Regions from separate parts of the Mus musculus genome. Here all the other regions are linked to region 1. Evidence: chromatin loops called from intact Hi-C (ENCODE). Cell type or tissue: left cerebral cortex. All regions are shown on one strand.

Region 1 (8,000 bases):
GGTGAAGTGTCTTGGCCAAGGTCACCCAGGCAGCTGGATTTGGCTGGCTCGTGACTGCTACCAGCTAGCGAGTAATGATTTCAAGACAGGGCCCACTGAAACCCAAAAAGGTGCTGGATCTAAGGACAGAAGCAGTGTTATGTCTGGAAAGCTCAGAAACAAGAAGATAATGATTCTTTGGAAACACTCACTCCATGACCAATACCTGATGGGCTCACCCTTTTACATCCATTTACCTAGGATACCTTGCCCACATCAAATGTCACGGTGCCCTAGGCCCCAAAGGAACAGGGCCAGGGGTAGCAGGAGCTACCACAGTCTCTCCTCTATCCTTGTGCAAAAGACTGTTTTACTTCAAGGCCCCAGAGAACTATTCTAGGCATCTTGAAGGGAAGTAAATAGAGGACAGTGCTCCTGCCCCAGAAATGATGACACTCCACAGAGGCTATTTTGTGAAACAGGGACTGACTCCATAGGAGATAATAGATCTGAGGCGGGGCAGGTAGGGATTGAACAAGCAGTTCAGAGGCCCGGTCAAGAGGGCAGTTGACAAAGGCAGGAATAATTAAGAACGAAGATAAGACTTTCTAGGGTGTTAAAATCACTTTCCAGGGACTATGGCTCAGCCGTATGCTGGTCCCTAAGAGTTAGGTGTTACTGTTCTTCCCCTTGTACTGTGAGGCAAACGGAGGAGCTTTAGGTGGGATGGGGGTGCTGACCAAGGTCATCAATGAGGGGCTGAACCCCAGAGGCTGACTCGGGTCCCAATGCCTCTCGAGGGTAAAGGGGGGTTAGCACGTTAACTGAACGTTTGAAAGATCAAGGTCACACAGAACAGCCTGTCGGCTGGCAGCAAAATTCCCATTTTGGCTTTATCTCTGGTGGGTACGAGGGCGGCTTCCTGCAACGGTCTCGTCCAAGTGGGCACCTTTGCTTAGGGATGGGGAGCGCTGGGACAGTAGGCGCAGAGCTCCGACGGAAAGAGAAACAGAAGTAAGGACAAAGATGCAGCTAGAGTTCTTCCAAGGTCACCGTAAGCCGAGGGCATGAGCGGCCGTGTTGGTGGGGGCGTCGAGCTGCTCTTCCGGGCGTCAGGAGATGCGCGTGGTGGTCGCTGATCCGGCTCCAGCAGATCACCCACGGGGCACTCCTTACGGGTGGATGGCGCGAGCTGCTCTTGCAGAACTGCTGAATGGGTCTTGGCCTACAGACTCAGCAGAACCACGACCTGACTGGGGTCTGGGGCGACGCATTTCCAGCCCCAAACTCTGACTGTGCGGCGCGCGCACGAACCGGCTCTTGGCCGACGCTCCCTGGAAGCCGGGAGGGGGCTCCGCCCAATCCCCGCCCAATCCCACCAGACTCCGCCCCAGCTCAGTCCATTCTCCATTAGTCCCCGCCCAGTTTCCGCATGAGGTGCCGCCCCACCCCGTCCATTTTCTACAAAGATCCCCGCCCACTAGCAGATTGACCCCGCCTCCTTCCCCGCCCATCGCTCAGCCCTCTCTACCAAGGCCCCGCCCATACACCATGACCCCGCCCAGGTCCCGCCCCCGCTCCGCCTGCCCCGGGCCCGCTGAGCGGCGCCTGTCCGGGATGCGGAGCCCGGACGCCTAAGCCGCGGCGCGACCTCGGCGCGGGAAGTTCGGGCGCCGCGCGGCTATGGAGGCACCCGGCAGCGGTGGTGGTGACGGCGGCGGGGACCCAGGCGGGGACGGTGCGCATCCCGATGCTCGCGGCCCCGTCTCCGGGCCGTGCGCGGCCGCCCGCGACTCGGAGCGCCAGCTGCGCCTCCGTCTGTGCGTACTCAACGAGATCCTGGGCACCGAGCGCGACTACGTGGGCACCTTGCGTTTCCTGCAGTCGGTGAGCTCCCGCCACCTGTGGCCGGCCGGCCCGCGTTGCGCTTTTGTCTGTGGCTCCCCGCCTTGTGCATAGTTTGAAATGGTTACATCCGCGCGGCCGCTGCCCGGGGCCGCCCCGCTGGGGGGCCAGTGTAGGGAGAAGCCCGGGTAGGGGCTCCTTAGCTGCACCGGGGACCCTGGGCTCCGTAGCCTTGCCCCAGCTCGAATTGCACAGTCAAAGCCTTAGACTGCAAAACAGCGTCCGAGTGCGTCTGTGTACCACGCACCTTACACTGGTATCAGCAGACTGTGCCGTTACCGGGCTCATCAGTAGGTTATATTTTCTGATCCTTAAGATCAGGGAAGAGTTCGGCTCCAGAGAGGTTGAGTCCCTTGCTCTGGATAGTTCTGCAGGCTACGTCGTAGGGTTGGATGCAGGGCGGTGACCCAGGGCAGCCCTGCGGGGGCTTTAAACTCCGGTACGTAGTTGCCCTGGTGTCTCTAGTGAGAATGAGGAAGGGGCCACTTCCCTACCCTCCTAGGAAGTGAGAAAACTGGAGGGGGTGGGAAGGGCTGGTCTTAGAGACCTGAGGGCTTTAATCTCCGTGCCTCCTGCTGGGGCCGCTTTAACTCCCTTCTTGGGTTGGAGGAAGTCTTAACCCTGCTTCAGGAAGGCGTGCGTTTGTGTGTGTGTGTGTGTGTGTTTCAAGAGACCCCCAATCACACTGGAGTTCTCTCCATCTGGGAAAAAGAAACACTCAATGGCTTAAGGATGCAGGGGAGTCTGTGTGAGGTCGGGGGGGGGGGTTCCCACTGAGGGAGGAGGGAGTACGAAGTTGGGGGGGGGGAAGACGCTGTGTGGAGGCATTGAAAGCCCTTTGGCCCAAGGATCCTTCTGGAAAGGCCTGTGAGAATAAGACAGGGTTGGCTTTCTTTCCCATCTCTTCCTCTCTCACAGTTGAGAAGGGGGTGGGGGAGAGAGAGAGAGAGAGAGAGAGAGAGAGAGAGAGAGAGAGAGAGAGAGAGAATCGGGTAGGGCTTGAAGCTGGCAGTTTCTAAATGAAAGAGGCAGCCACTCTGGCATTGCTGAGCAATGACAGATTCTAGGGAACTCCTCACTTCCCCCTCGCAGTGACTGAGCTGCTCAGCCTTAAAAAGAAACAGGAAATCTAAACTAGTTTTTATATTAATGGGGGAAAAAAAACAAAACCCACTCCCCCATGTGTGCCCCTGGCTGTTGTGCTAGGTTGACTGCGGTTTTAAATCGTCCCTACGGAGACGGGGCCGCTAGGATAATGGAAATTGATTAGAGTCCACATTCTTAGAATTAAAGAAACCAGGGGGGGAAAAGTTTTCTCTGACTTTCATGTCATCCCAGGACACCTGTCGTTTGTGGACAGCCATTGTTGTGTGACTGGGGCATTCTGAGATGAGCCAGACAGACATTATTGTGTCTTGGGACACCGTTGCTTCCTGTGTTGACCTCGGTTTCCCCACGTGTACAAGAGCAGGGGACCCCAGGCTGCTTTTCTGCCTTGCCCTTACTTGGGTCCCCAAGCCAGTGCCAGAAGTGGAGGACTGATTGTGTAACCTGAGTAGTGTGTCTTGCCCTGTGAGCCCTGGAGGCCACCTCTGGCCACTAGGGAATGGCCCTCAGGCAACCCGAGGGAGGCCACTTAGTCCTGGAAGCTTGGCCGGGAGCTGCATGCTCTTCTGACCACCCGGGCTTTTCTGCATGCAGTAGGGCACAGAAGAGCGGGCAGCTCTTCTGGGATTCTCCCCACCCCAACTTGTCAGCTTTTGTACACCCTGGCTGGAGGGGGTTCCCTGGGCTCCTGGCTGTCTGGGAGGAGCCAGTGTAGTTTTACAGTGGCAAAATGGGTTCTTTAAAAAGTCCAGAGCTTGAGCTGGTGGGAAGGATGAGAGCTTTCGAGGCACTTGCCTCTAAACCTGAGAACCTGAGTTTGATCCCTAAGGCCACACCATAGCATACGTGCACCCCTGAAAATAAATAAACAAATAACAAATGAACAAACAACCAGACAGATAAATAATATAATACAAGGTCCAGAGCTCCAAATTCAGAGCCAGACTGTGTGGTGTGAGGCCTTTGGCTCTGTGATTTAAGGCAAGCTGGCTTGACATCTTTGGGCCTTTATTCCCTTATAAAGTGGGAGAGGAGACTAGAGGTTGTCCTGTTGGTTTTATAGGATTGTGTAACTTATCTTGAATACTCTAAGCAGTGCCTGCAGGCAGTCAGCTATGTAAATATCAACTGGGGTTATTCCTTATGTGATAATTAATCTTACAGGTGAGTAGGGTAGTAGGTTGAGCTCCCACAGAGGAGGCTGTCATAGGGAGCTGCCCGGAGGGAATGGGGTCTGAGCCTTCACTAGAGACAGCCTGGGGACTTCCATTGAGTTTCCTGTTGATCTCTAGATTCCAGCTACGGAAACCAAAGAGTCTGTTCTGTTCCCCTCCTGAGGCTTCAGAGCTCCTTCAGCGTGCCCACACTGGATTTAGGCTTCATCCAGACACTGGGTTGTGCCCTTCCTTGTCTCCTAGGATCCTAGGACCTCAGCTGAGGAAGCAGAAAATTTTGGGATGCGTTATGGTGATGTTAGCGCAGTCTTAGGCCACTGTAGATGCTACTGACCGTGCAGGGGTGGTGTGTGTGTGGGGGGGTTGACTGGGAACCTTGGGTCTCTACTTTGAGATCTTGGGGCTGTTTTGGACAGCACCAGTGGGGATAGTAACATGACAGGTGCCATTATGTAAGAGCTGACCTTTGTCATTTAGTGCCCAGCATTCTGCCTGTGGCAGCCACTTAACCCCTCCGAGAGAAGGGTGCTGTTGATAGCCCACTGACAGATGAAGAAACTGAGGCAGCAAGTTGAAGTGAGCTCCCCGGTGGCCCCATGTCCTCTCTGCTCTGGGTTTATTGGTGGTGAGTGTGGGGCCAGGCTTTCCCCCATAGACCAACTTGTACCATGCCTCAGTTTCCACATCTGTACTTTGGGTGCAGTGGAGCAGCTCTTTGACACAGGTATCATGGAACTTGAATGAGCCTGAAGTTAATGCCTACTGTCTGACACACAGTAGGTGGTTGCAGACCGATGATGGTGTTTTGGGGTAACCGTTGGTAGATAGGATGTCCCTTTAGAGTTAGACTGGCTGAGTCCTTCACTCCCTGTTCCTTGGTTGGGTTGGTTAGAGTGCTGGCAAGGAAGAAGATACTGCATGGTGGGCAGAAAACCCTGGGGTTTGGGGTGGGGGGGAGGTCCTGTCAGCCTTGCCCTGAGGACTCCTCTTGAGTGAGGACAGAGACCTTGTCATTTCCAGGCATCCGGAGGGTCTTCTCAGGCCTACCCCAAGGGATCATGGGTACACAGCTCCCAGAATGCATCTCATGCTTCTGCTTTTTGGGGGAGGAGACTAATAAAGATTTTCTCTCCAGAGCCTGCTCACCAAAACAAGAAATTGTGGTTTGCAGAGTCACTCCTTGTTTTGTTTTGTTTTTGCTTTTTTTTTTTTTTTTTGCCCCTATGTTCCTAGCCCTACCCTAGGGAGAAGGGCCTGGGCTGGGTGTGCAGGGCACACTTTGGGTTCTGCAGTCTTCCGGTCAGAATGAGTACCTAGTGGCTTTGGGCATCTTTGTGGGCTTGTGTTTGGAAAAGCAGGGTGCTGCGAAGTGTGGGCACAGCAGTTCTGCCTTGGGGACGTAAACAGTAATCATGGGGGCGGGGAGACAGCTCAGTGGGTAAAGCACTGGCCTTGCAAGTGTGAAGACAAGAGTTCAGCTCTCTAGAGCCCAGGGAAAAGCTAGGCAGGTGTGGCTGTCCGTTTTTAATCTCTGCACTTGCTATGTAGAGATGGGACCCTTGGGGCAATGTGACCAGCCAGTGGGAAAGCTAGGGGCTCAGTCAGAGACCCTGCCTCAGTATAGATAGAGAGAGAGGAGAGCAGCTGGCATCAACGTTGGGTCTCCCGATTAATGTGCACACATGCACATATACACATACATGTACACCTACACACGTGAACATGCACATGCACAGCACAGACAGCTTGGACCAGAGCTGATGAAAACCTTTAAAACCTTATTACATTATTCATGTGTGTGTGTGTGTGTTGTGTGTATGTGTATGTGTGTGTCAATGCATCAGGTCAGGGGACCATACCAGATGAATCCCAGGGACCAAACTCAGGTCGTTAATCCTGGAAGCCTATCCCTGCCCACTGAACCATCTTGCCAGCTCCCCAGTTTTAATTTATTTTTTGATATTAGATCTCCTGTAGTCCAAACTGGCAGTGGACCTGCCATGCAGCCTAGGATGACCTTGTGTCACATGACAAAACTTTTCCTGGGAAGAGGAATCTACTCCAGTTAAGGATCCCACAACAGACCAAAGTATAGATACCACCAAAGCTTTATTGGGGTCACTTATATGGGGGAGGGGTTGGCTACTCACGGGAGCAGAAATGACTCCACGACAGTTGCCTCATCAAAGCCCACACAGCACAGATTGCAGCTCAGGAAGCTGAGAACCTGGAGCACACACCACCACCTGCAGCAGCTCAGGGGGCCGGAGAGTGTCCCTTCCAGGTGGCTCAGCTGGTCTAAACCTCTTCCAGCAGCTGGGCTGGTTTTTGCTTCATCCAGGCAGCTCATCTGGCAGGAAGGGGCCTGGTGAGTCTGCTCAGCTTCAGGGAGTTCCGGAAGCTACCTTTTGGTTGTTCACCTCCTTGCTTAAGAAGCTCCCTGTAGGATGGAATGTTTTAATCTTGAAGGAGACTGTTATACAACACCCTACCACTTCCTCCTGCTCTTACATATATCCTGCCCCCCTCCTCCCCAGTGATCCCCAAGCTTTGGAAGGAGTGACCATAGATGTCCACTTATGACTAAGAAAAAGGCCACCACGCAACGGTGACAGTCACTTGTTCTCAGAAGCTTCACAGGGGGTTATGAGTTGAGGCTGATAAATGATCTATGGGCGTAAACACATCTATGGGACAGGCACGACACGTCCGTCTAGTGACTTAGCACCTCCCAGCCACAAGTTTTTGTCCTGGCTTACAGTACCAGATGTAAACCCTTTCTTGTGGTGTAGGCCTTAAATCTGATTGGAAGGCTGTACTCATGACAATCGAACCACTATTGTGCAAGCACGCACAGCCTGCCTTGCCTGTCAGTGTTTCAGCTCCCAGGGTCTGTAGCCTGGCAGGAATGTTGGTGACAGTTCTCTACCAGTGCCCTGCAGGCCATCTCTGGGATTCTAAAGGCCAGCTGTCAGACTGGCACTTCCCAGTTCAGTCTAGCTTAGTTTCTCCATGTCCTGCAGTCAGATCATGTACACACACATGCATGCACGTGTAGTATCTTCAGCATTAGGGTCTTGCCGTATGATTGGCATGTGACCAGCATCTGTGGCAGTAGCCTTTATGGTTTGTGGAGCCTCTGGGGCTTTCCTGGCTAACAATTCACAAGGAGGTGGCCCATCCCCCTCCCCACCCCGGGACTAGGGTTGTCACTTAGCAGCCTTTTCAAATCACCCAGCCCCAGCAGGGTTTCAGGGTAGGTAGAAGTATCATTGGCTTTCCAGAGTTGCAAAACACCCAACCTTATGTCATCTATATAACAAGAACTTTTTGCAGGTGACAAGGAGACATCCCAAGCCACCCGTGGCATAACAAATTGTGGCGTTACATAGCCTAGGCAAAGCCCTGAGAGTCTGTTGTGGTCCTTTCTCAGTAGATGTCAGGTCATCCCAGAGGTTCACAACTGAGATAATAAAACGTAACACAAGCAAGGTCTAAGATAGCCCGGGAAGAGCCCATGAATTTGCATCAATTGCTTCCTCCAGAGATCAAGATTGGTTACAAAGCATGGAGAGGGGGCGCTAACTTCATTAGCTCCCTGTGATCTTTAGTCATTCTCTCGAAGCCATTTCCATATCCCGCAGTTCTCCCACAGAGCCTCCCTTCAGTTCCCCACACCTGATGAACTCAGTGGGCCTGACTGAATTTGCTCAGACCGACTCAGGGCCTAGGGGTGTGGGGATGAGGCCCTGCTCTCGCCAGCTACCCGCTGGCTTCCTGGGTCAGAGCCCCCCAAGCTGGCAATGAGGATGTAGCTGTACCTGTTGCTACTCC
Region 2 (8,000 bases), 76 kb after region 1:
TAGTTTCCTGGGGTCTCTGGTCCATCCTTCATCTGAGGTCTAGGCTCTGCAGGCCCCAGGCCCTGAGAGGCCTCCTCAGGACATCCTGGTTTGGGGTTTGACCGATTCTGGGACCCTTTGGAGTGGGGAATGCTTAGCCGAAAGCTTCCTGCTGAGAGCTCTCTTTTGTCCAAGTGTGAAATATGACAGATGCATAGCGACCTGGTGACCTTCAGGTGACCTCTGGGCTGGAAGGAGTCCACTTTGGGGCTCAGAGTCACCCAGAGGTCAACAGAGGTAGCCTCCTGTTGTGGCAAATCCCTAACATTTATTAGCACCACCTTGGCTGTTGAGGACACTGAGGTCCTGTGGGGACCTCAGATTCACAGCAGGAAATGCAGAGCTGGTGTCCAGGTCTGGGTCCCCTTGCTCAGCTCATGTCTGGGACGGGCTTCTCCCTATTGCTAGAAGGTCACAGGTCACACAGGCTGCCAGAGACAGACAGACCCGGACCTGAAGCAGGTTAGAGCTTCTGGATCTCTTCATCGCGAGGCCCGAGCCTGGATCCTCTGCAAGACCCCAGGGAGCCCCATCTGCCTTCTCTGCCTGCCTCTGCCTGTGCCCAGCGGCTCACAGCTCTGCCCTTGTCTTGCAGAAGGACAAGTTCTGTGTGTATGAGGAGTACTGCAGCAACCACGAGAAGGCCCTGCGCCTGTTGGTGGAGCTCAACAAGGTCCCTGCTGTGCGTGCCTTCCTCCTGGTGAGTGCCCGCCCTGCCCACTCTATCCATCTCTGACCTCCGGAGCAGCCCACAGTTCCTATCTGGGGATCTCCCCGGGCTATTTACAGAAACAGGCAGTGGCCAGGTTAGGGTCAGTTTCCAACTTCTGGCCTGAAGTAAAGGGAAGGGAAGGATCAAAGTGGATTCTGGGGATGGAACTCAGGTCCTCAGGCTGGTACACACCCTTCACCTGCTGAGCCATCTCGCTTGCCCATCTCTCACTTACTGATACAGATCTTATTCTGTAGCCCACACTGTGATAATTCCCATAGCCTCTGTGGTGTTGGGGTAACAGATACGTGCCATAATGCTTGGTAGAGTGTAGGCTTTATTCTGGTCAGCCCTGTGACCATCTAAAATGTCTAAGAAGGCATGAGGGTACCACCCCATCCTTTGTCAACAGTAGATTTGAGGACTTCGTGATGCCAGATGTCTCTCAGGATCTGTGCTTGAAGAGAGCTTGTCAGGGCACCAGTCCTGGACTCTGACCTTTGAGTCCCTGCACATTTGGCCAGGGAAACCTCGGGGACTCCATGGTCCATGCTGCCGTTTTCCCATGAGAAGAGAGCTCTGGCTCATGGAATCGATTGGTTCAGTGGTATAGCTGGGGAGGCTTTAGCCAGGCTCACAGGCATCTAACCTGCACCACAGCGTTCCCCCCACCCTCTACCCTCTGAGCCATCATCTCCACTCTGCACAGCCTCCTGCCAAGCATCCCCAGGCCTTTGATGCCAGCATCACATGGGATTCCCTCACTGGCACTCACTGGCACGTTCATACGCCTCCAGGGCCAGTGAGCATCCCAGGGCGGAGAATTGCCCCGCTCTTATCCCATTTTTGTCTCCACTCTGTCAAGCTTTCGTGGCCAGTTCTCCCTTACTCCTGCCGTCTGGACCTTTGAACTTTGCTCTTTGTTCTTGTGCTCATAAAACAGTCTGGGCAGAACACAAAGACAGGGAGGTCCCTCTGCCCTGGTCTCAGAGCAACATTGTCCTTCTCTAGTCCCTGCTGCCTAGGACCCACCCCTGGACTCTGCAGGGATCCTGGGGGCGGCGGGAGCAAGAAGAAGTCAGTGAAATGAAGGGGGCACTATAAAGGAAGAGTCCCCCACTTCCTTCTCACGCAGGCACGCAGCCTTTCTGGTGGGCTGGGCTGCCACGCTCTGGTGGCAGCTGCCCGGGGGCTGTGTAGACAGGGCGGCGTGTGGGGTGTTGTACTGTACCATCTGTCTCCCTCCTGGCTGGCATCTCATAGCTTCTGGCCACCTGCAAAAGAGCTGTCATGGATGCCATGGGAGGTGACTGTGCTGGGAACAGACAAGCTGGCTCTCTGTTGGAGATGGCTGTTCACTTGTGGAAGGCCTCGGAGACTTTGGCTTTCAGTGTTTCTGTGTCTGTTAAATGGTCGATTTATGAGTTCACTTGGTGGCTTTGTGTGGAGAGCCTGTCATCGTGAGAGGATCAATATTGGGTGGTACAGTAGTGGACAAAGCAGATGTCCCTGTCCTCATGGAGGCTGACCAGGTATACCTTAAAGATGTATTATGTAGCCTTAAGTTCTCTGAATGAGACATGGTGCTGAGGTTGGCAGGATCATACCACCCAGCTCATGGCCACTCTTAGACATTCCGGGGCACAGTCCAGGGAGTGGTGCTGCCCACCCCGGGCTGGGTCTTTCCACATCAATTAGCATAGCCAAGACGATCCCCACAGATGCCCATGGGCTGTTTGGATCTAAGTCTCCACAGGTGATTCTAGGCTGTGCCAAGTTGACAATTAGAAGTGTCATGAGACCCCACCAATGGACTGACTGGAGTAGTTTGTCCTCAGATGGTGGGGGAGCAGGCAGGCCAAGCAGGAATGCCCTTTTAGGTGAAAGCAAGGCGTGCAGAGGAGTCTGGAGCCTGGACTGCAGGAAGGAGCAGTGCTGGAGGAGGGAGCTGGAGGCTCTTCAGTCAAGGTGCTCTCTAAAGCCATGGGTCTAAGTGTGATCTATACCCAGAGAGTGAACGTGGATATCACAGGGCTAGGGTCGCCATGGGGCGGCACTCATCTGAGGGTCGTGTGTCAACAGGGGTTTTGAGGAATTCTGTCTCCAGGCCTGGAAGAGGCAGGAGAGCAGTGAACAGTCTGAGTGTTTGCTTGCTCTCCTTTCAAATGAAAGAGAGCCAGCCAGGGATGTAGCTCAGTTGGTAGAGCGCTCGCCCAGTGTGCGTTCATCCCCGAGTTCCCTACCTAGCCCCACAGAAACTGGGCATATTGTTGGGTGCCTGTAATCCCAGGTCTCAGGAGGTAGGGACAGGAGAATCAGAAAGCTCACAGTGATCCCTTCCTGACAGTGAGTTCACAGCTTGCCTGGAGTACATGAGACCCTGTCGCAAAGAAGAAAAGGAATAGCAAGACAATGTGGGTGTCGGAGCATTGGGACCGGTGGTGGCTGTGGTCATCCCGTTTGAATCTAAAGGACTTCTGGCAAGTCCTCTCATCCTCAGCTCTCTGTTCTCCTTCGCCTGGAACTGACATCATCCAGGCAGCTTGTGGTGAGGACAAAGGCCCAAGTGTGCGCAGTGTGGGGTCTGGTATCACCCAGCTGCCGCAGCCAGGACCCCTCCCCTGTGCCAGGGGCAGATGCAGAGGCTAAGGATGTGTGGGCAGCTACAGCCAGGATCCAGAATTGTGCCTCTCAGAGACGGGAGCCTATGATGATGCCCAAAGGGCTGTCGGGCATCCCTCCCTGGTCCTAAGGCCAACTCTGGGTGCGTAGTTACCCCATGGGAATTAGGGGTCAGCAGGCACACTCATTTCTGAGGCTATATGCCTGTATATTTAACCACGCTGGGATCATGGTAAACCATAGGAGGAGGTCCTGTTTCCTGGGAGGCCAGGCTAATTTCTTTCTGCAGAGGGGGAAGGCTGAGGTGCTGGTGATGCTGTCTCTGTGTATATACGCTATACTTGGTACCAAGACCGCCAACCTCAGACTTGAAATTCATGCTTCCTGTATCTACCAGATGAGTTCTCGTGTCTGAGTCCCTCATAAAGGGAAGACATTACCTGTGACATGGAATAAATTGCCTTCTGTGTTAGCACTAGGTGAAGGAGTCTTGAGAGGGACTGAGGAGATAGTAAAGGAAGTCAGGACCAGAGTTTGACCCCTGAACCTGTGTGAAAAGCCAGGCATGGTGGTACACACCTGTAATCTCAGTGCTGGAGGGCAGAGGCAGGTGGATCCCCGAGGCTCATTGGCCAGCCAGCCTCATGTAATTACTGAGCTCCAGGCTCAGCCAGGTGTGATGGTGTGGGCCCTTAATCCTAGACTTTAGGAGGCAGAGGCAGAGGCAGAAGCAGATGGATCTCTAAGTTCAAGGCCAGCCTGGTCCAGAATAGCCAGGGGCACATAGTGAAATTCTGACTCAGAAATAAGTAGATACAACAGAGGACAACTTGATGTTGACCCCTGGCCTCCATACCCACAAGCGGGAGCATGCACACCTGTAACTCCCCACGCCACCGTCTGTGGCTTACTGGTTCTGAAAACCCCAAACTCCAGTGCCTGAGCTGTGCACTGAAATAGTAACAGTTCCCAGTTCTTGGCTGGTTGGAGGTCAGGCTCTGGCCGTTGTCACATGCTGGGGCAGGAGAAGGCTTTGTGGGCCGGGCCCAGGATGAGCAGAGGCGAGGGCATTGCTGGGAGGCAGGGCTGCTGCTGCTGCTGGTGGTACTGGTACTGGGTAGCTCAGTCTACCCAGTGGTACTGGTACTGGGCTGGGTGTATATGGGGGCTCTGCTAACCACTGCAGAGTCCTGGTTCTGGACTTTCCCAGCTTCTAGGCATCCCCAGGCCACCACATACCCTCATTTTAGAAGTAAGATTCTCGGTTCCTAGCCTGTTGAAATCTGGGGTGACTCTGCTTAATGTTCGTTTTTTTTTTTTTTTTCCTCGTACATTGGGATGGAGGCACAGTTGAGAGTTCTTACTGGTCTTCTAGAGGACCAGGGCTTGGGACTCTCACTGCCTGTGATTCTAGATCCAGGGGACCTGAGGTTTTTTTCTGGCCTCCGTGGCATCCACGTGGAGTATCGTCATGCAGACAGACGTAGATACACACGAAAATAAACAAACAGAACAGCAAAACCCAAACACTTGGGTTTCTTTTTCTCGACGCCTTTAAAAGGTTTATGAATGGGGTTGTCCTGTCCATAACTTTCTGTTTTTCTTTCTTGTTCCAGTAGGTTTGGGGGTTTATCTGTGTTGCTGTATGTGACCCTGGTTCTCCCATGTTCCCTGATGTCTGGGGTGCTGATGTATGGCTACAAACCAATTTAAGCAAAAATGCTTTCCTTCTCTACCGAAGGTTATTCAGGGCTTCTCAGGTTTGGTCAGCCTAAATAAGGTTGTTTGACTGTTTGCTCTCTCTGTCTCTCTGTTTCTGTTTCTCTCTGTGTCTCTGTCTCTCTCTCTTCTCTCTCTCTCTCTCTCTCTCTGTGTGTGTGTGTGTGAGAGAGAGAGAGAGATTTCTCCGACCAGAATGGTGAAATTGTCTGTAAAATCTTCATTGTCAAAGTCTTTGGATCTGCAGTTCTATGGTCCACCTTAACTGCTGAGGCACTGTGTGTGGGGTGACTCCGTGTTAACACCGGCTATGGCATGGGTGAGATCAGGCCCCAGGCCCCAGCATGCGGCACCATAAAGGTTTCTGCAGAGTTTCAGAATTTGCCCCTCTCCTAGGGTCGCATAGCTGCTCCTGAGCACTATGTCCTGAGAGTTCCCACACTCCCGTGTTGTTCTTCAAGTCTATTAATGATGGTCTCTCATGTCCTTTGTAGAGCTGCATGCTTCTGGGGGGCCGGAAGACCACTGACATTCCTCTGGAAGGCTACCTGCTGTCCCCGATCCAGAGAATCTGCAAGTACCCGCTCCTGCTCAAGGTGAGACTCCCGTGGACCTGTCCCCAGGCAAAAATGGCGGGCTCTGCCGGCCTGCCACTGATAAGAGAAGCTGTTAGCTTTTAGGATCCGTGGTGTCTGGTGGCAGAGCTGGCCCTAGGCCAGGCGTGCCCAGCTTCTGCCTCTTTCTCTGCTGTTCTCTGGGCTTCCACAACCAACTTCATCTCTAGCGAGGCAGCAGATGGCTGTAGGCATCTGGACTCACACCCTGTCAAGTTTAAAGTCAGCAGAAGACAGTGAGTTTCTCTCTTGGAGTTCTGACGGACAGCCCGAGAGTCACTCCGGCTGTGGCCAGCCATCTGGGGCTGAGGGAATGGTGTATTCCAAATGGTTTGGATTTGAGTCATGTGGTTTGACGTTAGCCAATCATGGGAAACTTTGGCTTAGCCCTCTGATCTTCTTCCAACCTCCTTAGACCATTGCTTTTCCCTTGGTCATTAGCCACTGGGTAGTGCTATGCTCTGATTGGCTAAGATGGGACCCACATTCTGCTCTAGTCCAATAGCAGTGTGCAGAGCAGGACTGTGTTCTGATTGGCTGAGATCTGGGTCAGGTGCTCTGCCCCTGAACCTATTACTTTTTACTCAGACTTGAGCCTTAAGCCAGTTACTGAAACCCATATGCCACAGCCCCAAGGAGGGACAGACAGGCTGGCACCAAAACCTGGGCTCTGCTGGCGGGGCATGGGATGACTAGGAAAGCCACCCATGCACCTGCTGTCACCTTCCCTGCTAGCCACCTTGGCCTGGTCTTGCCCGAGCGGTCCAGGGCAGCTCTGACCCTTGACAGCTTCATCCTCAGCTTCAGAACCGACAGGCAGGCAGGTCCCAGGCTGCGTGGATGGCCCTGTCCCCATCTGCTGCTTGGTTCTGTTTTCCCAGACTTTACGAATGGTGGCTGTTGGCTAGTGCCAACCCTGACTCTGTCCCGACGCCTGTCTGATGGCTGGCTTGTGGGGCTTCCTGCCGGCAGGCTAATCTAACTGACTGCCCATGCCTCGTTCTTGAACCTGCTCGCAGGGGCTACTTCTGTCTTTGTTCCATGAACTGCAGGGAGGGTAAGGATGGTGCTGAGGGAAATCTCAAGGTGAATGACCCTGAGCATCTGAGCTGACAGCATCCTGGAGCTGTCAGCACTGCTGGGGTCATGGTTCTTCTGTGTGTGTGGACACCGGAGGCCAATCTTGGGTGTATGTATTCTTCAGAGCCATCTATCTGTCTTTGAGATAGAGCGCCTTAGTGGGACCTGGACCTTAGCCTGCCTGGCTGTGGAGCTCCAGGAGCCTGCCTTCCTGTCTCTGTTTCCCCAGCACAGTGCTTACAAGCGTGTGTCACCACACCTGGCCTTTGTGTGAGTGCAGAGGTCCCAGCTTGCATCCTGAGGTCGGACCCTTTTTCTTCCACAGCAGGACTGAGCCGTCTCTCCAGCCCACGCAGCGTGCTGTGCTAACACATGAAGCTGTGGGAGTGGGGCTCAGCTCTCCCTGTGTTTCCTCCGGCCATGGCCGCTTGGACCTCTGAGGGACTCCCCAGGAAGCTCAGCTGCATCCTCCTGTGACTTCAGTGAGGGCCCGGGCAGTGGACAGACTGGGCTCTGAAGCTGCAGGCGGATCTGGCCATGGAGCCTGAGCTGTCCCTTGGAGGTGGTGCCCCTTGGTCTGTCCCCTACCCTTTTGTTTTGCATTCACACTAGTCCTTAGTTCTCAGAAAGACACAGGTTGTGGGGTTTAGAGAGAGATTGGGGAGACCAGGGCCAGATCCAGCAAGTAGTTTGCTCTTGTAACTCATGAGCTGAGAACTTGTGCTTTTGCAAAGCTTTGAAACAGAGGGGAAAAAAAAACCCTCAACCTCCCACCCCTAAGGCAAACCAAAGCGAGCAGGAGGATGTGCTGCTGATGGCAAGCCTGGCTGCCCACTCTCTGGCCCTGTCGAGCACCTCGATGGTCCTGTGTTGGTGCTGGGCTTGGTAGTCCATGGCTGCCCACCCCTCAGTGGTCCTGCCTTAGGGCTGGGCTTGGTAGTCCACGGCTGCCTGTGTGAGCGAGAGTTGCAGCTGTGCAGTTTATTAGTGCCAGCTCTTGAGTCAGTCATGCCACTCCTTATGCCTCAGTTTCTCCTTTGTAGTGCAGAGCTTGTAACCATGGTGCTTCTCAGTTTGTTATGCAGTGAGGGCACACCCCTGCAGTGTAGTCAGGAGGGTGGGCGAGGCCTTAGGGACACAGAGAAGGGACATAAATGGCTGTGCCAGAGCACATGAGCTGCTGCTGCTGCTGCTCAGTCCCATTCTAGAGTCTT
Region 3 (8,000 bases), 65 kb before region 1:
ATCTTTTGAGACAGGTCTCTGTAGTCCTGACTGTCCTCAAGATATGTGTCCAAGGCTGGCTGTGAACTCCAGATCCTTCTGCCTGTAGTTTCCAAATGCTGGGATTATAAGCACGAACCTCCCACCCCCATGCCCTGCTCCTTCATATTCATTCACTGTGAAATACTAGTTTAAGATAGTGTATATAGGCTGGGTGTGGTGGCGCACGCCTTTAATCCCAGCACTCGGGAGGCAGAGGCAGGCGGATTTCTGACTTCGAGGCCAGCCTGGTCTACAAAGTGAGTTCCAGGACAGCCAGGGCTATACAGAGAAACCCTGTCTCGAAAAACAAAAACAAAAACAACAACAACAACAACAAAAGATAATGTATATATTTTTTATTTTTTTTCTTTCTATCTTCCTTCCTTCCTTCCTTCCTTCCTTCCTTCCTTCCTTCCTTCCTTTCTTTCTTTCTTTCTTTCTTTCTTTCTTTCTTTCTTTCTTTCTTTCTTTCTTTCTTTCTTTCCTGAGGCAGGGTCTCACTATATCTTGGAACTCATGATGTAGACCAGTCTAGCTTCTCTTGGAATTCATGATATAGGCCAGTCTAGCCTCAAACTCACAGAGATTCACCTGCCTCCAACTCCCAAGTACTGGAGTTAAAGGTCTGAATCATCATGCCAGATAGTATAAATATTTCTGTTTGTTCTTCCAGTTGACTTTCCCCTAAGCCTTGACTCGCCCATATAAAAAGTAGGTCATCCGTAAGTTGATCATCCAGACATGCATTTTATTTGTAAGAATTGCCACTGACTTTGAGCTATCCAAAAGGCTAGAGACTGCTGCCCCTTGATGCCTAGCATGAGCCCCGAAGAAGAGCTGATATCAGAAAACTCTGGATTGGAGCTGGAGAGATGGTTCAACAGTTAAGAGCACTGGCTGTTCTTCCAGAGGACCCAGGTTCAATTCTCAGCACCCATTTGGTAGCTCATAACTGTCTGTAACTCCAGTTTCAGGGGATCTGACATCCTCATACAGATATACATACATTCAGGCAAAACACCAACGTACACAAAATAAAAATAAAATCCTTATTTTAAAAAAATCCACCATATGACCCAGCAACCTTAGTCCTGACTATTTAGCCAAGAGAACTGAGAGCAAGAAACAGAATCTCATACACAAACACAAGGTTATTTACTCCAAGTAGAGAAGCTTAGGCCCCACATGTCCGCTATGAGCTATGGTAAATAAAATTCAGTGCAGTGGAGAGATGGGTCATCATCTGTCCATGAATTAGGAACAAAGTAAGGCCAGAGAGAGAGCTCAGCTGAGCTGGCTTGCAGAGGTGCACTGCTCTTACAGACGACCCAAGTTTGGTTCCTAGCACCCACACTGGCCTGCTCAGAGCCACTTGTTAACTCCAGCTCCAGGAGATCAGATGTCCTCTTCTGGACTCTGAGCATCTGCAGGATGCAGTCCCAACAAGGGCAAGCCTGGTTCCAAGCATCCCTGCTGCTTTGGTGGTGGAGGAGTTAAAAAATAAAACAGGCAGATGTCAGGAAACCCTGCTGCTAAGGTCAAAGGCTGACATTTCCTGATAGCCCTGAGATCAGTACAAAATGCTGGACTCCCTTTGTCAGCGGGGCTTCTTCTTCTGGGGTGGGTGTTCAGGACCCCACACCTGAGGAATGTCACATAGCCCCCCACCTGAGATTTCTGGGATGCCTCCCTATGCTAATGAGGCATATCAGTGCCTTAGCCCTCAGCCAATGACCTTTGCCCACCCTGGATATTCTTACCCCCTTCCCCAAAACTATACAACCTTTGGCTCACCCAACTGAAGTATATGTGTACAAGCCCACCCAGAATAAAGAAATATGCACACACTAAGAAGTTCTCAGAGTCTTAGAGAACTGTTTCATTGAAAATCATCGGAGAAGGCCTTCACCTAAAGGAGCTGCAACATTAGTATCCCCAGAAAAGCACCCCCACCTGGATCAGGCAGAGCTCCACCCGTCCCAGGCTCTGCTCCACCCTTCTAGCCCAGCGTACAGCCTGGTGTACATCGGTGTCTGCACACCCTGAGAGGGAGGAAGCAGAGGCCTCGGAACTACATCTGGACCCCAAAAATGCAGACCACAGCTATGCCAAGTAGATGGTGGCAGGACTTCACTGAGCCAAAGCCCAGCCTTGGGCACAGGTATGGAGACACAGTTTGCCTTGCTTGTGTCTGAGGATAGAGAAGACTGCAAAGGAGCCTTGGCTACCCTGGAGCTGAAGTTTCATGTGATTGTGAGCTGCCCCATGTGGGTGCTAGGAACTAAACTAAGGTCCTCTGCAAAAGCAGTCAGTGCTCTTAGTGGCTGAGCCATCTCTTCAGCCCCATTAGTGTTAAAAAGGGAGAGGACCAGGATCTTTGGCCTAATGGACATGGAATGGTTGTGGAGGGATGGATCCATTGGAGAGATGGAGGTGTGGCTAGGGAACTATTGTGGCAAGAACAGCTTGAATGTCCAGTTTGGTGTGATATAAAATACCACGGTCTTTTCATAAGGAGAAAATGAGCCCATCGCACAGGACACAGCACTTGACTCAGGACCAGGCCCACAAGCTGACCCTCAGGCACCCAGCCTGAGAGTTCCTCGGATTGGGACAGATGGACGGACGGATGGAGGAGGTCTTTGTACTGAGACAGTTGCTGCTGCCGGCATCATCTCTGTTGCCAGGGAGAGAAGTGGCTGAGGGACGGCTGGCAAGGAAAGAGCTCGAGGTGAAGACAGGAGGGCCTGAGTTTGCATCCCTGGGGTGCACATAAAAAGCTGACATCGTGCTGCCTACTTGCAGTCTCAGCACTTGGAAGCCAGATGAGGAGGATTTCGAGGCTCACTGACCAGCCAGGCTAGCCAACCGATGCGCTCCATGTTCCCAAAAAATAAGGCAGAGAGTGACAAAGGATACAACACACCTATGGATGACCTGTGTCATATACATGTAATGCATGAGTATGTGCATGACCACATACACACATACATGTACACACGTACACACATACACACACATACATACACACATACACACACATACACACACATACATACACACACATACACACACACATACATAAACATACACAGAGAGAGACAGAGAGACAGAGAATATAAAGTCCACACAGAGCAAAGAGCTGCAGGCAAATATCCTGACAGAAGATCTGGGGCCCATCCTTGAACTTTAACCCCAGCCCTTCCTTTAACTTTAAAAAACAACAACAGCAGCAACAACAAAACACCCACTAGTTCTTTTTTGCTTCTTACAGCATTGTGTTATTTTTCTGTCACTTGCAGTCAGAAGCCCTGGCAGTCAAACATGCATTTCCATGGCTAGCTGCTCTGTTCTACATGTTGCCAAGAGTTCATTATTCTGATTGGTCACCTTGTCCTAGGAAGCTAAACTCTAGTTAATGATCAGGTATCCAATCAGAGAAACAGAACCCCACAGAGTGTAATTCAGGGAATGCCCCATGGGTGGCAGAAGTGAGGCAATTAACAGCCAACAACCAGGTGGTGGGAGGAAACTGCTGCCCTGTGGGTGGGGGGGGGGGTGGAGGAGGAAGGGGGCGGGGGTGGGGTTGGGTTGAGGTGGGGAGGCGGGGGTGGGGTGGGGACAGGATGAGGTGAGATATGGGACCAAGAGAAGCTGCAAAGCAGAGCTAACCTGGGGCCCTGTGATGCAAACTGGAACTTTAAGGAGCCTAAGGGAGGGGATTCATGGATGAATGTCCTGTCAGAGCTGTGACACATCAGCTACTGAAGATCTTATACACACACACATATGCTCATATCTGGACATGCACAGATGCATAATGCCCATACACATATACACATGTATACGTGACACATATGCATGCAGTGCACACACATGTGTGCATGAAGAGGCAACATTTTAAAGGTGTATTTATTTTTATATGCATTGGTTTTGTTTTGTTTTGTTTTGCCTGCATGTATGCAGCTGTCTTTGGCTACTTTGTAGGTTTTTCTTTCTTCTACTCTTTCAATCCCCTAACACTGGATAAGGGAGAAAAATGGATAGAGAGGAAAAGAAAGATCCCTGAATAGAGTCAGGGATCAGAAAAGGGTGACATTGTCATTAGACTACTTCCTGCTGAGTAGGGGTGTTGAGTTCCTTGGGGTAACTTTGATCTCTGCTAGCAGGATATCCAATTTCTTCTTTGCGCGTGACTACTTAACAAACCATGACCAACAACAACCAGCAACAACCAACAATAACTAAAAACCAGCTATGCCTCTCCAGGCTCGAGCACTTTTATACTCTCTGAAAAGTCCCTAGAATCCCAAATGTCACACAATCACAGAAACTATCAGCAGCTGGCAGAATCACATCCCTGCACGAGGCTGTGGGCAGTCCAAAGCAGCCCCGCAGCGCCACACCTGGGATTTAGATGAAAGTACATTCATATTTCTGTTTTGTTCTGTTGAAGAAACCAAAATTCTGCCGGGCGTGGTGGCACACGCCTTTAATCCCAGCACTCGGGAGGCAGAGGCAGGCAGATTTCTGAGTTCGAGGCCAGCCTGGTCTACAGAGTGAATTCCAGGACAGCTAGGGCTACACAGAGAAACCCTGTCTCAAAAAACCAAAAAATAGAAAAAGAAACCAAATTCTCACTACACACGTATGTGTGTGTGAGGGTGCCAGATCCCCTGGAACTGGAGCTACAGAGGGTTGTGAGCTGCCATGTGGCCATATGGCTGCTGGGAATTGAACCTGGGTCCTCTAGAAGAATAGCCAGGGCTCTTAACTGCTGAGCTATTCCCCCACTTTAAAAAAAAGATTGTATGTAGTTATGTATGTATGTATGTATGTATGTGGGTGTTTTGTCTGCATGTACATCGTTCATCTGCACACCAGAAGAGGGAACTGGATCTTTTTTTGTTCTTGTTGTTGTGGGGTTTTTTTTTTGTTTGTTTGTTTTTCAAGACAGGGTTTCTCTGTATAGCCCTGGCTGTCCTGGAACTCACTCTGTAGACCAGGCTGGCCTCGAACTCAGAAATCCACCTGCCTCTGCCTCCCGAGTGCTGGGATTAAAGGCGTGGGCCACCACGCCCAGCTGGAACTGGATCTTATAGGATTTCACTTATAGATGGTTGTGAGCCACCACGGGGGCGTGGGGGTTGGGAATTGAACTCAGGACCTCTGGGAGAGCAGCAGAGCTCTTAACCTCTGAGTCATCTCTCCAGCCCTGAGCTCAGGTTTTTAACAGGGTGAGAAGAGGTAAACACCCACATCCCCCCTTTCTCTCACTTCCTTCTACTACTGACTAAGAACCCTCAAAACTGGGGGGGGGGGTCTTCCACCAAAGCTGTCTCCTCTCAGTCTCCTGTAAGTCCCGGGGAGCTACTGATCAAATCTGGAGAGAGTCTCCTCAGGACGTTAAATTCGTCGGTGTTGGCGCTGGCATTACCCACACGAGATGGGCTGTAGGGTTGGACCAGCTGATGCATACTGCATCGACAGCCATTAGCACACAGTGAATGCTCAGTAAATGTGCCACAAAGGAGGCGGCCAGTCCTCATGGCTGCCATTCATAGCAGCGCTGTAGCAGCATTGCTATCATTATGGTCCCACGTTGACTGTGAGGCTTAATTAGATTTAGAGCCTAAATTTTGTTTTTGTTTTTTAATATGAGTACACTGTCAGATCCCATGACAGATGGTTGTACAAGAGCCACCATGCAGTTGCTGAGACTTGAACTCAGGACCTCTGGAAGAGCAGCCAGTGCTCTTAACTGCTGACCTATCTCTCTCCAAGCCTTGGGCTCAAGTTCTTAGCAGGATAAGAACCACCCTCCAGAGCTGCTTTTGGTTGTTACGGATGGGGGCAGGGTGCTGCTGATGTCTACAGAAACCATGGATGTAGTGGCCAGATGCTCCAATCCAGGACAGCCCCAGACAGCCCCAGAAAGGGACCGGTCTGGCTTCTAAAGTGACCATAGTGACACAGCTGTGGGGAGTGCTTTGCATACCTGCCCCAAAGTCAAAGAACTTAAAGAGGAGTGAGGTACCCAGGATGCGCTGTCACAGACCACGTTCTTCCTAAGGCCGGTCCCCGCCACTGTTCATGGGCACCATGGTCCTCAGTAGGCAGTCCCCCTCCCTGGAGAGAGTCCCTCTCCCCGGTCACAGCTGTCACTGACCACACTTGTTCCTTCCTCTTCTCTTCAAGTCCCTTTCAATTCCCACTGATTTCTTCTGGGAAGGCTTTCTTTCTGTTTCTAGGATGGCCGGCTCGGAGGATCCCTCCTCACGCCAGGCCCTCAGCAGGGAGCTGAGTGCAATTCCACAGCATCCCACCATCGCTGCAACGCCCCTGCAAGGGTCTGCAGAGGTGGAGACAGGTCAAGGCTCAGAGAGGGAGAGTGAATTCCCACAGCCACACAGCAGAGGGGTGCTGAAGTTAGAACTCAAACCCAGGGCTGTGTGACACTGCAGGAGACTGCAGGCTATCCCACCTTCCAGAAACCTTCCCATCTCTGAAATACATCCAGAAGATACAGAAAAAATGGCCGGCCCCATGTCCTTTACTGATCGTAGGACAATAACAAGACTCGCATCCTAGACCAGCTCAGGTTGAGACTCTGGGACTGTTTAGGAGAAAGGGATTCCTGCTGAAAGAGGCTGTGATTGCAGTTGAGGGAGGTTAGAGGAGCTGCCCGTCTCTGCATTAAGGGATGACTTGCCTCTGAGGGGCAGCTTGTGGGTACCGAAGAGGGAGAGGCCTTGCTGTCTGGCAGTGCAGGACCTGGCATCCATGAGAAAGATGCTTACCTTCTCCTGGAGGGCAGGGAAGCTTGAGAGATTTCTAGCTCAGCTCCAGAGCAATGGGAACAGCATGCTGCCTTCATAGACTGTAGGAAGGGAACAAAATCTTACCTGGCAGGCCTGTTCTGCTCAGGTCCTCAGGGGTGGCTGTGCTTGCTTCCCTCCCAGGGGATGTGAGGGTGGCAGTTCCAGGATGGCTACCCAGTCTGTGCAGAACAGAGTTGGTAGTAGAATCGGAGCTAAGCGTCTCAAAGTCATTCCTCCCCCAGCCTGGGGCACGGTGCCACCCAGAGTGAGTCTCAAAGAGTTCACGCAGAGGGACCCTGGAGCTGTTGGTCAGCCAGCTTTAATGGTAAACTGTTTATGGCAGCACAGTGGCCTTCATTACAATTGGCCTTTCCCCTCTCTGGTCCAAATTCCTAGTGCAGATTTACCATAAAAAAAACCCACAAAAGCATTCTGGCTGTTTGTACTTTATGACTTGCTATACTGTAGCTTATCCATCAGTTCGTTCCTTGGGAGTGTCTAGAGTGTCTTTGGTTTATGGCCATCACAAAGTCACTAAAAGCAGGGCACAAGTCGGTATGTTTCCCTGGATGACAGGAGGTGAAATAACCCAAAAGAGGGCCAGGTATTTGAATACAGTCTTGGCTACATTGCAAGTCAGAGATCAACCTGAGATACACGAGACACTGCTTGTTTGCTTGTTTGGTGGGTTTTGTTTTTGTATTTGTTTTTGTTTTGAGACAGGGTCTGACTACATAGCCTTGGCAGGCTTAGAACTCCATATGTAGACCAGATCTTTTAGAGATCTGCCTGCCTCTGCCTCCCGAATGCTGGGACTAAAAATGTGTGCTACCACGCTTGGCTGAGATACTGTCTTTAAAAAGAGGCAGGGCTGAGCCGGGCGTGGTGGCGCACGCCTTTGATCCCAGCACTCAGGAAGCAGAGGCAGGCGGATTTCTGAGGTCGAGGCCAGCCTGGTCTACAAAGTGAATTCCAGGATAGCCAGAGCTATACAGAGAAACCCTGTCTTGAAAAATCAAAAAAAAAAAAAAAAAAAAAAAAAAAAGAGGCAGGGCTGGAGAGGTGTCTCAGTAGCTAAGAGCACTGGCTGCTCTTCCAGAAGACCTGGGTTCAGTCCCCAACAAATGGTGGCTTGAAAATGTAACTTCAGTCCCAAGA
Region 4 (8,000 bases), 88 kb after region 1:
TTGTCACACAAGTGCTGAGGACCCAAGCTTACTTAGGTCCTCACTTTTGTAACTGAGGCACTTCCCCAGCCCCTCCTTTTCTTTGAGCAATCCCCTGTCTCAGTCACTGTTCTGTTGCTGTGAACAGACACCATAGCCAAGGCAAAGTATAAAAGAAAACATCTAGCTGGGGGCGGGGGAGGAGGTTGCTCTCAGCTTCTGAGGGTCAGTTCATTGTCATGGTGGAAAGTGTGGTGGCAAACATGGAGAAGTAGCTGAGAGCATTATATCCTGATCCAGGGTAGCAGGTGGAGAGAGAAGGGTGAGGGGCAGGGAAGAGCCTGCAGTGGGCTTTTACAACCTCAAAGCCCATCCCACACTGACACATCTCCCCCAAGGCCACACCTCCTAATCCTTCCCAAACAGTTCTACTCCCTGGTGACTTAAGCATTCAAACCTATGAGCCAAGTGGGGGCCGTTCTCATTCAAACCGGACACCTTTAGATGCTCTCCACTGTTATCCGCAGCATCCTAGAGGGGGCACCGGACCCTTTGGGCTGCGCTCTCTGAGCTAAGTAGAGGAGCCTGGTGCAGGGGCCTTTGTGAGCAGAGCTTACATAGAGAGGTCCAATCTATACTCAGCCTCAGAAAGTAGGGTTGTTGCTTTGTTTGGTCTAGCCTGTGGTTGGCACCCCTTCCTTTCTGGGCCCCTCTTTTCTCTGCGGAGATGATGGCATGGCCTCTTAGCCTTGTGTTGACTTTCAGGCATCTGGAAGGCCAGGGTACAGGCAGTGATGGGTTTCATTGAATCTCCCAGTAACGAATCCAGCGTTGTCTTTACACTAGTTTGATGACCACATCCCACTGGTGACTGAAAAACCTAATTTATCATTCTATGTCGTTAGCCACCTCCACACCCAGAAAACCTAACTTACACTCGCTTTTTCAGAAAAGAGTGGAAAATAGCCAGGACTCCCAGCAGGGCCTGCTTCAGCCAAAAAGCAAACAAACAAAAACCAACCAACCAATCAAACAAACAAACAAACAAAAAGTGTTATCTGGGTCCCCCCAGGCCAGTGTCTCCAGCTCAGTTGGCCCTTCCCTCAGGTGGCTTCCCCATCAGTCACCAGCAGCATCAGGCTTACATCCTCAGGAAAAAGAGGGCTTATCCCTCTGAGCCCCCCAACCTGAGTCCTGGCTGAAGCCCTTGCTGAGTGGGTCTTGGGCTCCCTTCCTGAGGTGGAGGTGGGAAGACCCAGGCTTCCGACACGAACCTACGCTGGAAGCCTGCCTGTAGTGGCATCTCTGGGACCCATAGCCCAGGAGAGGGTCAGGAATGGTGGGTTTAGATGTCCCATCTGTCTTCCAGTCTTCCTCTTCATGTTTTCCCATAAGCCCTTGTTGGGCCCCATGGAGACCTAGCGAGCAAGCAGTTGTGTATCACACCTGACCTTTTCTTGTTGCCTGGCTGGATCTGGTGTCAGAAGCTCATGTTCTGAGTTGTACTCTGTGGCTGTACTGTGGCAGGACCACCCCTACTTTGGGGGCAGGATGGAGTCGCTCAGAGTCATACCTGAGGGCACCACCTTGGTATAAGTGATTGCAGGAGGTAGAGGCATGAGGTGGCTTGCAGAAGCCCAGGCCTGCTGCCCTGTTTCCTTACTTCCTGGAACCCCAGGCTACCTGTGAAACCACACAGGGTAGAACGACGCTGTGCAGGTTCACACCCTGGCTTGTGTGGTGGCCCGCTGTCCCCCCTCACCCAGGGCTGGCCTCTTCCAAACAGTTTTACAAGAGCATACATAACAGAAGGAGACCTGAAACTACCATCTACCATGCCCCACTTCCTGTCCGTGGTCTTGGGCTAGAGGCTCTGTCGATCGTGCCTCAGTTTCCTCTTTGGGGGTGGCAATGCTTGGCTATGCTGGTTTCCGTGCTGGTGTGCAGTCAGTGCTCCTAGCTGATGCTGTTGTGTGATCCCCACCTGAACAGCTCTTGTCATTACTCTGGCTGTATAGAGACAGCAAGAAGTGAGTTACCGTTACCACGGAAACAATAGCAACCATGATAAACCCGGTGCTCACTCTGTTTGCCGAGAAGTTCCCGTTCATTCACTTCTGCATCTGTTGCTGGGTCGCCAGGGGATGCTACCTGGTTTCGCTGTGAGCACATTCTGGCTCAGAGAGGTCAGTTCACCTGCTCGCAAAGGGTGGATGTGGGCTGCCTCTGTCTCCTGGCAGCAGGGTCTGGGAAGCAAGATGCACAGGAGACTTGAACCTCTCATCGATGCCCCTAGTGATGGGGTGCCCACTGCTTTATAAGGCAGACCTCTTTCTCAAGGAAAACTCTAACCATCATAAGGATGTAATTAACTCCACCCAGCCACTATCCCCCTCGTCTGCCTACTAGACGCTCTGAACTCCAGTGGGGCCCAGTGGAGTTTTTTGGTCATCATTCTCCCAAGGTGCTTAGCAAAGAGCTTGGAGTTCCTTTCAGAAATACCTCTTGGACCCTGTAAGTTCATACAGCTGTCACTTTGGGTGTGGGTCCCGGAATTTTCAGGCTGGCAGTCTGTCTCCTTGGAACCTGGTTCTGTTCTGACTTTACCCAGAGAAACCTGAGTTTAGCTGCGTTCTGAAATGAACAGGGAATCCCACCTTTCACCACGTAGATTGTAGGTCCCAGGGATCAAAGAGGGGTTTGGGTGCGGAAGCAGCCTCCATTGATGGGCCAGCCCTCTGCATGGCTCTCTTCATCAATTTTATTTTTAAAGAAATTGTTTTATTTTTTAAAATCTCGCTCTGTGTGTGTGTGTGTGTGTGTGTGTGTGTGTGTGTGTGTGTGTGTGCACCCGTGTGCATGTGAGTATGGTTGCCAGAGGGGCCAGATTCCTGGGAGATGGACTCAGAGGTAGTTGAGCTACCTCGTGTGGGTGTTGGGAAGTGAACTCTGGTTTTTTTTGGAAAAGCAGCAAGTGTTAACTGCCCATCTGGACCCCTCCCCCACCCCACATTATTTAAAAAATTTTTTATTATATTATTATATATTTATTTATTTGTGTGTGTGTGTGTATGAGAGAGAGACAGACAGAGAGAGAGACAGAGATAGAGACAGACAGACAGACAGAGAGAGAGACAGAGATAGAGACAGACAGACAGACAGACAGACAGACAGACAGACACCCTGGGTGACTGTCATCAGGTACCTTCTGTCTTTTATTCGAGACAGTCTCTCATTGGTCCTCACCATGTAGGCCAGGCTAGCTGGTCTACCCTCTTCTAGGGAGCCACCTGTCTCCACCTCCTCCCTTACCATTTCTGGGCTTATAGGTGCCTAGCTTTTTAGGTGGCTCTGGGGATCCAAACTCAGGTTCTTACAAGGCAAGCACTTTACCAACTGAGCTGCCCCCTTGACCCCCTAGCCCTGGATCATCTTTTTTGCTGTTTGGTTGTGATTTTTGTCTAGTTTGGACATGGTTCCGTAGTCTCTTCTTCCCACCTTTTGGACGTGTCCTCGGGGACATGGTGAGGACTTGACGAGGTAGAGTGTCAGGATCATGAGACTGCTTTACGTGTGTGTGTGTGTGTGTGTGTGTGTGTGTGTGCCTGAGAACACATTGCCTGACCTGGGTCACAAGGGCTCCCTTCTCTGTTCTCCTCTCTCAGTTGTATGGTCTTGGTTCTTCCATTTGGAATTCAGCCCACTAGGTTAGCTCTTGGTGAGGAAGTGGCCTGGTTTGATGCTGCACTCTGATGGATGCGCGGCCGAGGCTTCCCTTTCCCAGGAGTGCCCTGCAGGGTTGAAAGTGAACAAGCCTGTGCATTGTGGGGTTCTCTCTGATGCTCAGTTCTCTCCCACCCGACTCCTCTCCCTGTAAGAGCCTGAGTGGCATGCCTGGAGGAAGCAGCCTGCACAGAGGGGCAGGGGCAGGGGCGACTCTCAGTTCTTGGAACTTCATGGAGCGGAGCCAACACTCCTCTGTGGCCCGAGACACCAAAGTCTGCACTTCCCCCCCGCAGCTTGGGCCACTTACCAGCCTGGCCTTTGTGCTTAGTTTCTGTTCCCACCTTCATTGCTGACCTCAGGCAGAAATAGAGGCAGGGGCAGTCAGCTGGGAACAGGAAGTGTCTGAGTGCTGGGCATTGACTGCCTGGGGGGACCCCTCCAAGGAGTGGCTGGACTTTTAGCTCAGGCTGTCAGGGGTAGGAGACAGCTGCTGTCTGTGAACAAGCCGCTGCTCCATAATGGCCTCCTGGGACACTTATCGAGCTGACCAAAGTGTGGCTGGTGCCTGGTCGATCCCTTGCTGTCCCGAGCAAGCTGGTGTCCCTGAGTTGCAATCCCAGCCCCTCCTCCCCAGTGGCTTTGGCTACCACAGTTTCTTTTGTCAGACAGTCTGGGACCTGTCTTTCAAGCCCAGCCAGGGGACTAAGGGTGATGCTGAGGCTGGGATGTGGGGGTGGGGGTGTGGTTGGCCTGTGCTTATCCAGTTAGTAGCCAGAGCCACCCTGGTACCCAGTGCAGAAGTAAGGGACATTGACCGTGAACACAGGAAGTAGAGAAGTGCTTGATGGCAGGCTGGTGGGTGGGGTGTCTGGTTCAGGAAACTTCTTTGATGCTGTCCTAATGCCCTGACCGAGGAAGGCGAGGACCTGGCACAGGCATTGCCACCTCAGCATCGTCAGCACTGCTGCTGGCCCTTAGGTCTCTTCCACATCTCACTTACCACACCTAGCGAGTGGTTGGATTCTTGTGGTTGTGATCAGCCGGGAGGTGAATTGGTACAGCGCTTGAGTAGCATGCAGGAAGCCCTGGCTCCTGCCCTCAGTGCTGCATAAACTGATCGTGGTGGCACACGCTTTAAATCCCAGCTCTTGGGATGCAGAGGCCGGCCGGGGGATCAGGAGTTTAGGGTTCTTCAACTACATAGTAAGCGTGAGGCTAGCCTGGTCTACACAAGGCCTTGTCTCTGGAAACCACTGTCCGGCTTTGATAATGTCCTGGCCTGTGTCTGAGACAAGAGTCAGCTGATGGCAACCGGGCTGGATGCTTTATGCACTCTGCCCTGTGTCCTCTGAGCAAGAGGCCTGTTCGTTTATTTACCTTTCAGTCCTGGGGACTGAACCCAGGGTGAGCCTTGGACATACGCATAGGGGAGTGGTTACCAGTGAGCTGTGCATGAGCCCCAGTAGGCGTATCCCCCTGTCCAGTTCACTAAGAGAGCTGGGGTAATCAGTGTCTGTGGTCACCTTTGTGACCTGCCCATTTCTGTGTTCTGTGACCCCCTCCCCCAGTCACCTGCCATCCCTTGTCATGCCCTTTGAGCCCGCTCTTCCGGCTGCCCGCCATGTTGCTCCCTCCTCACGTCCCCAGCCTCCCTGATTGGTGCTTGTATGCTCTCTATTCTAACTTCTCTAAGTGTTTCTTCCTGGTGGTCCCCAATTTTTCTTAGCTTTCTGGCCTCTGTCTTCTATGATACCCACCAGGCAAAGTGTTTTTTGTCTGTTTCCTGGTATATTGACTCTCCCTTTAAAGACAGTCAGATGGCACCCACAGAACGAATTAATGAATGAGGGAGGGAACAAATGAATGTCTTCGTTTCCTTTTCTGTCAATGGAATGAAACATCTGACAAAATCATCATAAGGGAGGATGGTTTTATTGCAGTTCTTTCAGGTCCGGTCCATCAGGAAAGAGAGGGGTGTAGCTGGTCTCTGTGTCTGTAGTCAGGGAGCAGACAGGAGTGGATGCTGGTGTTCAGCTGCCGTTCTTCTCTTTGTTCAGTCTGGAAGCCCAGCCTTTGGGATTTTACCACCCATGTTCAAGGCCAGCCTACCCTGTTAAACCTCTCTGGAAGCGCCCTCATTGACACTCAGGGATTTATCTTCTATGTGACCCCAGATCTAGTTAGTTCTCTGGGAAGACTGACACTCGTGTGAATGAGCCAGCAAGTGTTAGCTTTGCTCATCCTCCCTTTGGCACACTGGTTTGGCGTGACTCTACCTCTGCCCGAGTCTATGCCCCTGCACTGATCACCCTCTGTTCTGCCCCTTCCCACACTAGGAGTTGGCCAAGAGGACCCCCGGCAAGCACCCTGACCACACCGCGGTACAGAGTGCCCTGCAGGCCATGAAGACTGTCTGCTCCAACATCAATGAGACTAAGAGGCAGATGGAGAAGCTGGAGGCCCTGGAGCAGCTGCAGTCTCACATTGAAGGCTGGGAGGTGCGTGGTCAGGGTCCTCTGCTGAGGGGGCTGGGCCCCCAGTTGGAGCTGTAGATCACGGGCTCGCTCCTCAGTTTGGCCTGCCTCGTGTGGTTGCTTACAAGTGACTTAGTTGACTCAATGAAACATAAAATCCCAGATTTTACATTTCGGTAGAAAACTTGGTAACACTGCTGTGTCTCCCAGTAGCTGTCACTGAGACGCCTGTTTCCTTAGCCTCTGTCACTGCAGGCCATGCCAACTCCCCTCAGTAACTGTGTGTGGCCTCGCCTTCCTGACACCTACAAGCCTTTGTGCTTCTTGTGCCAGCACTGAGGGCAACATTTACATATCTATCAGTATTAGTTTATTTTCCTGTCACTGTGACAAAATGCCAGATGAAAACCACGGAAGGAAGAAAGAGTTTGTTGTGGCTGGCAGCTGGGGGTGCAGCCCACCGTGATGGAGAAGAGCAGTAGCTTCGCACAGCTGGTCCCAGCACACCCACAGGAAGCCGGCAGAGGCGAGATAGCTCTCTTCTCCTTTGTACTCAGATGATGATACCACCCACGTTTAAGGTGATCTTCCCTCCTCGGTAAACACAGTCTAGACACTTCCTCACAGCCAGAAGTCTAGAAGGTGATTCTAGGTCCTGACAGGTTGACAGAATCAAGCTTTCACACACACAGTGTATGTAACTGACTTTTCTTTATCACACTTACGTGTGTGTGTGTGTGTGTGTGTGTGTGTGCATTCATGTGTGTGAGCCCAGTGTGCCACAGCATGTATGTAGAAGTCAGAGGACAACTGGTAAGAGTCAGCGCTTTTCTTCCACTGGGTGGGACCTAGGCGTTGAACTCACATCATCCGGTTTGGCAGCAAGCCCCTTCACCCACTGAGCCATCTCCTCAGCCTGTAACCAACGCACTTTCCTGACCCTTGCCTCCTACACTATTGGAAGTTTCTTGTCTCTAGAAAGCTGACAGACAGGAAATGCAACCGGTAGGAAAGGCCAGCTCCACTGGAGTGAGAGGTTAGGAGCTGAGATGAAAGATTCTGGGGACAGACGTTGCTGTCTGACACCCCCAGCCCAAGCCCCGCCCCCAACCCTACCGGGACCTGGGTGTTCCTGGATTTAATATTCCTTTCTTGTACTGGCGCCCCCCCCCCCATGGAAGGTCCAGCTGCAGAGAAGACTGGGGCTTTGTTCAGAGACTAGGGGGTGACATGTCCCCTGAACTCTCCCTCACTGGCCATCTTCCCAAGGGGAGCCCTCTAGCTCCCAGAGTCCCTTGCAGATGGACTTTGGAAGGGGCATTGAGGTTTGGCCTCGATCAAGTGGATGGTGGGAGAGATAAGGTTCCCCCTTGTGAGACGGGCTGCCACAGGAGGGCCTGGCTTTCTGTGGCTTTAGCAGTACAGCCCTCCCCCTTTCCATCCAGCTTCCCGAGCTTCTAGCTTCCTCCCTCCAGCTTCTGTTAACTGGCCTGAGTAGGTAGGGTGGTGTGTTCATCAGGCAAGGTGGCTGGTAAGGCAGCCAACCTGGCATCTGGCTCCTTTGACTGTAGGGGCCACTTGTGGCTTTACCCAAAGCAAGTGCCACATGGTCTGCCTTCCAACTGTGTCACAGGCCTCTGTCCTCAGCTCCTTGCAGTCTCTAGACACACTCTGGCACATCCTGGTTGCCATGGGGCTGAGGGGGTGACTCCGAGGAGCTCACAATGCAGTATAGACCAGGATGTGTGACCAGCCAGGCTGGGTGGGTGACTTTGCACCAACAGGGCTCTTTCCTTCCTGTGCCTTGGACATGTCTGTCAC

The links. A loop is a pair of places that touch in the nucleus more often than their neighbours do. Peaks named below come from ENCODE experiments on the same cell type or tissue, not always from the same donor. Only the 100,000 strongest peaks of a DNase experiment are listed, where the experiment ranks them.
Region 2: it touches region 1 in a loop (2.7-fold over the local background); 11 of 42 quality-filtered maps call a loop at or near these places.
Region 3: a loop joins it to region 1, with 2.4 times the contacts of the local background. A loop is called at or near these places in 20 of 42 quality-filtered maps.
Region 4: a loop joins it to region 1, with 2.7 times the contacts of the local background. A loop is called at or near these places in 11 of 42 quality-filtered maps.

Annotation. Positions count from the first base shown.
Region 1 is chr2:166,707,381-166,715,380 of GRCm38, reverse strand. Prex1 (phosphatidylinositol-3,4,5-trisphosphate-dependent Rac exchange factor 1) reads left to right here and starts at 1,549. Exons shown (of 40, transcript NM_177782.3): 1 at 1,549-1,866. The coding sequence starts at 1,663. Gm46777 (a long non-coding RNA gene) reads right to left here and starts at 1,552. Exons shown (of 3, transcript XR_001783555.2): 1 at 1-1,552. In left cerebral cortex, no CTCF peak of the experiment used is centred here; DNase peaks (open chromatin) are centred at 1,813, 2,383, 2,921, 3,553 and 1 more place; H3K4me3 peaks cover 3,586 bases; H3K27ac peaks cover 2,944 bases.
Region 2 is chr2:166,631,054-166,639,053 of GRCm38, reverse strand. It overlaps Prex1 (phosphatidylinositol-3,4,5-trisphosphate-dependent Rac exchange factor 1), which reads left to right. Exons shown (of 40, transcript NM_177782.3): 4 at 635-739; 5 at 5,587-5,688. Among named protein-coding and RNA genes, the nearest start is that of Gm50596, 68 kb to the left of the region's middle. In left cerebral cortex, no CTCF peak of the experiment used is centred here; DNase peaks (open chromatin) are centred at 1,998, 3,284, 5,982, 7,214 and 1 more place; H3K27ac peaks cover 5,900 bases.
Region 3 is chr2:166,771,969-166,779,968 of GRCm38, reverse strand. No RefSeq gene overlaps it. Among named protein-coding and RNA genes, the nearest start is that of Gm31117, 9.9 kb to the right of the region's middle. In left cerebral cortex, CTCF peaks have their summits at 3,486 and 4,424; no DNase peak of the experiment used is centred here.
Region 4 is chr2:166,619,375-166,627,374 of GRCm38, reverse strand. It overlaps Prex1 (phosphatidylinositol-3,4,5-trisphosphate-dependent Rac exchange factor 1), which reads left to right. Exons shown (of 40, transcript NM_177782.3): 6 at 6,042-6,203. Among named protein-coding and RNA genes, the nearest start is that of Gm29679, 59 kb to the right of the region's middle. In left cerebral cortex, no CTCF peak of the experiment used is centred here; DNase peaks (open chromatin) are centred at 3,947 and 4,453.